Regions from separate parts of the Homo sapiens genome. Here region 2 is linked to region 1. Evidence: chromatin loops called from intact Hi-C (ENCODE). Cell type or tissue: heart left ventricle. All regions are shown on one strand.

Evidence for each region. Peaks named below come from ENCODE experiments on the same cell type or tissue, not always from the same donor. Only the 100,000 strongest peaks of a DNase experiment are listed, where the experiment ranks them.
Region 2: it touches region 1 in a loop (2.3-fold over the local background); 6 of 110 quality-filtered maps call a loop at or near these places.

Annotation. Positions count from the first base shown.
Region 1 is chr6:162,855,647-162,858,146 of GRCh38, forward strand. The region is part of intron 2 of PACRG (parkin coregulated); the gene reads left to right. Among named protein-coding and RNA genes, the nearest start is that of PACRG, 130 kb to the left of the region's middle. RefSeq lists enhancers at 152-2,500, 1,045-1,608, 1,211-1,505, 1,609-2,171. In heart left ventricle, a CTCF peak has its summit at 1,324 (motif pointing right); no DNase peak of the experiment used is centred here; H3K4me3 peaks cover 486 bases; H3K27ac peaks cover 545 bases.
Region 2 is chr6:163,169,463-163,171,962 of GRCh38, forward strand. All of the region lies in intron 4 of PACRG (parkin coregulated), which reads left to right. Among named protein-coding and RNA genes, the nearest start is that of PACRG-AS3, 21 kb to the right of the region's middle. In heart left ventricle, a CTCF peak has its summit at 997 (motif pointing right); no DNase peak of the experiment used is centred here.

The DNA of each region.
Region 1 (2,500 bases):
TTGAATGTAACTTATGACAAGGGACATGGGAATAGATACCCCCAATCGTCCCAGCGGTGTGTGTTCCCACCCCAGCTTCCCAGCGCCCCAACTCCCTGCTTCTGGGACGTTTAGTCATGTTTTCTCCACTGGAGATGCCTCCATAGGGCGTAGCAGTTCCTGGAGCACAGTGGACACTGGGTGGGAGACAGGTGATTTAACTGGCCTTCCTTGGGCACCAGTGAACAGATGTTGTTGCTAGTCAGTTATGGCCCCTTCTCACGGAGTCCGGGTTCAGGTTCTGCCCCTCATTTCTCAGACAGCGTCCCAGGCCACCTCCACCCATGCCGGACTTTATGCCTTCCTTGACCGGGAGGGCCACTTATCCTTGTTCAGGTCCAAAGCTGCGAGTTTTGGTTTTGTTGTTGTTGTTGTTATTGTTGTGTTTAGAGACTTGGTCTGGCTCTGTCACCCAGGCTGGAGTGCAGTGGTGTGATTACAGCTCAATGCGGCCTCGAACTTCTAGGATCAAAAGAGATCCTCCCACCTCAGCCTCCCGAGTAGCTGGGACTACAGTAGTGTGCCACCATGCCTGGTAATTTTTTAAATTTTTTGTAGAGATAGGGTCTCACTCTTTTGTCCAGTCTGGTCTTGAACTCCTGGCCTCAAGCTATCTTCCCACTTCGGCCTCCCAAAGTGCTGGGATTATAGGCATGAGCCACCGCACCTGGCCTAAAACTGCATTGTGCATATAGCCGTGGAAGTGCTGAATTGTATTGTTATCGGGTACTTTAATAGTGATACATTCAACCGGCTGTGTGGCCTTGGGAGAGTCATTTCAACATGATGAAGGTCCAAGCCCAGGAGATGATCAGAGAATCATCCCGAGTCTCCTGCAGCCCTGGAGCATCTTCTGGTAGCAAATAATCTAAACAGGTATCTTAATAGGTGAGCGGCACGTCTCGAAGAAAAAAATCTCTCCACACAAATGGTAAAGGTCTTGAAGGAGCACCAGATCTGTAGCGTGTGCAGCACCACACTTTTCATATATGATGTGATTAGTGTAAATAAGTAGTTGATTTTGCTTCATAAGTCAAATGATGATTCTTTTACAAATAGCCGTTTGAATAATTCTTTACACCTGCTACTTAGCCATAGTTTTGCTGGAAGGATTGAGTTTTCTTCTGAAGACACAGCACTACTCTGAAGCTTATTTCCCCCTGAATTTTGTTTTTCCCATTTTTGGCTGAGAAGGCATCTGGAGTGACTCCAGCGGGTTTACCTAGGTTTTCCCTGAAGAGGTTTAGGTGATTAGACAATAACAGAAGGAAAAGTAGAGTTGCCAGTAGGTGGCTCACTATGAATGTGCTTGGGACGGGATCAGACATGTCACCCCTCCTCCACTTAGCCTTTGTTTTCAATCCCTGCTGCTTTGAGCCTTTTTCTATAATGTCTGAGTCATTTGCAGCGGGGTGGGTAAAGAGGGGAGAAAGAAGAAAGCAAGCAAGCAACAGCCTTTGAGCTCCGGAATAGCAAAGGCCCCCATCTTGCTCCGAGAGTTCACAGAGTATAGCCCAGTCCGAGTTCTCTTTTCCACGCACACTTGCTTGTTCTTTTGTTCCTTGTGTCCTTGGCAAAGACTGAAAGAACTAAGCCTGGAATACTTGGGCCCTCCCGTGTCACTTAAGAAATAATAAGCCATTGTCCTCATTAAGCCACCCTTGTTTTAGCAAATAGAATCCAGATACCGGAGAGGGAACATTTTGAAGGGAGGCAGAATTAGAGTAGAGATGCTTTACAAAATTCCCTAGAGAAACTGCTTTGTTTCTCCTATTTTATTGCTCCTTACTGAGAAGATTCATATTCAAATGGGTTGGGGTTGTGAATAGCGGCTTGCACATTCTCATGCACCCAGGAAGGCTATGATTATGGCTAATTACAATGAAGAATGAAGCTCTAACAAGAGTGTTCCATCAGATTGTCATTCATGCATGAAGTAACTTAGGCTGGCCAATGGAGGTGTGATTTTGGTAATTACAAACAATGTGGCTATTTGAAAAATGCTTAGTAAATCTGTTCAAGACAAAATAAGGTCTAATTAATCACTTTAGCTCTGAATTCTCCAGATGATCCATTTGCTCTGTTTTTTTTTTTTTAATTTAAGGTCTCTTTAATAAACTAGATCTAAGATATAAAATATGTTCTCGTTGCCCACACTTAAATGCAACTGTGTTACCTGTTTCAAAGGCTTCTTAATTCTGCCAATCATGTTGCAACCTGCTTTTAATGCAACTTGACAGAAGGCTTTTAAAAATAAATGTGTGTATATTCTTGTTGTTACCTGACAAGAAAATGGTTTATGAAAAGTTACTGTAAAACATTAACTATTAATTTAGAAGCCATATTGGTATCATCATTGTGCTGACATATATTAACTCTTGAATATTCGGTGAATGTTGTGTTTAGCACTTAAGTAATGTCTAACTATATGTATTAGTTTGTTTTCACACTGCTATAAAGA
Region 2 (2,500 bases), 310 kb after region 1:
CAGGACGAGAGGTGCGGGTTGGGAATAGCCATGGAGCTGGACGTGTGGTACTGACCAGGGATGGGGGAATTGTTGTTGCGGGTGTGGAACTGGCCCCACTTCACACGGCTGCGTGCTGTGCTCCTACGGCAGCCAGGCTGTAGAGCAGGAATTCTCATGTGACCACTGGTTTGGTTATCCCAGATTAGGAATTAGCAGGAGGAGTGTGGCAAAGGCCATGTCTAGAATGTGCTAGGAGGAGCTGGCCAGACGGCTCAGGAGAGAGAGGCCGCTGGGCAGGCTGGGCGGGGAGGGGCCATACAGACTTGGGGAGCGCCTTCTTCTGCTCTGGTTGCCCAGCCAGCCACAAACTGGGTGGCTTCCACAACACTCGTGTCCTTTCTCACAGTGCTGGAGGCCGGCAGTCCAGGGTCAGGGTGTCAGCAAGATCGGTTTCTCATGGGGCCTCTCTCCTTGGCTTGTGGACGGCCACTTTCTCGCTGTGTCCTCACAGGGTCGTCCCTCCGTCTGTGTGTTGTTGTCTGTGTCCTTATCTCTTTTTATAAGGATTAGAGCCCACCCATGTGACTTCATTTCACCCCAATTACCTCAAAGACACTTCTCCAAATACAGTCACATTTTTCGGAGGAGCTGGAAGTCAGGGCTTCAACATAGGAATTTTAGAGGCTGAAAGGTGACAGTTCAGCCCGTAACCAGAAAAAGGCAGTTGCCCTGCGGGGAAGGGAACTGTTGAGGGGTGAGACTGCTGGAGGAAGAGGAGGCTGTGGCTTAGAGCGGGGAACAAGAGGTCCCCCAAGAGAGATGGGACCTGAGTATGAGTTGAAATGGCCTGTTCCGTGTTGTTCTCACCCTGTAAAATCCCTGAGGGCAGGAATCAGCTTTCTGCATCTCTGGTTGCCTGGCCCACCGTCAGCTCGGAGCATTAAACTATAGGGACTCACCCCTGCTGAACATCAGATTGAGGGTCATGTGCCCGCAATTCTCTCCAGGCACCACTAGAGGGCGAGCCTCCATTTTGAAAACTACCCAGAATCCCCTGCTCCCGCTGGGGTCAGGACCGCCCCTACTCTCTCAAGGACTCACCCTACTCTGTTGTGCCACACAAGCCGCTGCCACAGGGTTCGCCCTGCTTTTATTCTAAATCTTATGGTAGCTTGGAAAGTAGCCTGGCATCTGATAGAAACAGCCCTCAAGTGGTCCAGCTTCCCCCACCTTGCACTGCCGGGCAGTCTCTATTTGCTGTCGATTCCACGCAGTCTATGCATCTGGGTTATTTTCACTTTTCCAAAACCAACTCTCAGCCGATTCACTGATCTTCTACAGGGTTGCTCCAGTTCCTACTTCTTTTATCGCTTAGACCTTTCTTTTTATTCCCTCCTTCATTCTCCCACTCCTTTTCATCTGTAGTCTCTTCTTACCAGTACGAGTCCGTGTTACTTCATTTGTAGCTCCTAATGTCAGCTCATCAAATGAACTATAGTGAAGTAAAAGGATATCGCCTAGTGCTAGGTTATAGCAAAACTCTCAAACAGTTAGACTTGCTTTTCTGCAAAATGTGAGCATGTAGACTTTTGCATCAACTCATAGTAAACTTTAATTTTGTTTTGATGTCTCAAAAGATTTAAAATGCAGGTTCGACCATAATTTTTAAAAGCAAAGTAGAACATGCTGGCTATATTATGAATCCATTCAATGACAAGTAGTATTAGTGACTAAATGATCATTATAATGTAATGTTAGCTGCAGAGAATTTTGAAGAAAGATAAAGAAGCTTGCCACCTAGTAGTCAAGATGAGAAAAGAAAAGAAAAAAAAAATCACAGATCAAAGGGGGAAGTCCCAAGAGAGCATCCCCACATTGCAATAGCCAAGAAGAGCTGGCATTGACTGAGTGCTGACTGGGCACCAGGCTGTGTGTCCACTAAGCCGTTTATCTGCTTTTGCTCACTTATTGTATATCTTTGCCCCTCCGTGAGGCAGGTATGACTGTTCTGCCCATTTTACAGATGAGGAAGCTGAAGCTCAGAGCGGTTAAGCAATTTGCCCATGACCACACAACTATCTGATCTAAAGCATAGGCTCCTATCTACTCCCAATGATGTACCAATCCTAGCACGATTATAGCTCTTCTCAAGTGCAAAAAGTTCAAAATTAATCTAGAGATAAAATAACTTTTCCCCCCAGTTTCTCATGAGAGTAACTAAGCCCTTCCATCAGCTGTGGCCAGCTGGGCAGTGATAAGGTAGTAGATGTATACAGAGGACTGAAAAGAGGAGAAGAAACACAGACAGACTGAAAAACAACTGTCTCCTCCCTGGTGGAGCATGAGCCCATGGGTCGGGACCCTGGACTGCAGCTGGCCCAAGTCGGTAGCACTGCCTGTGGGGACCCCTTCTGAGAGTGTGGAAAAGTCAGCTTTCCCCTGTGAGAGCAGCTGGGTGGGGAGGGGACATTTTCCATCACAGACTCTACCATGGATTTATTTTTATACCAAAATAAAC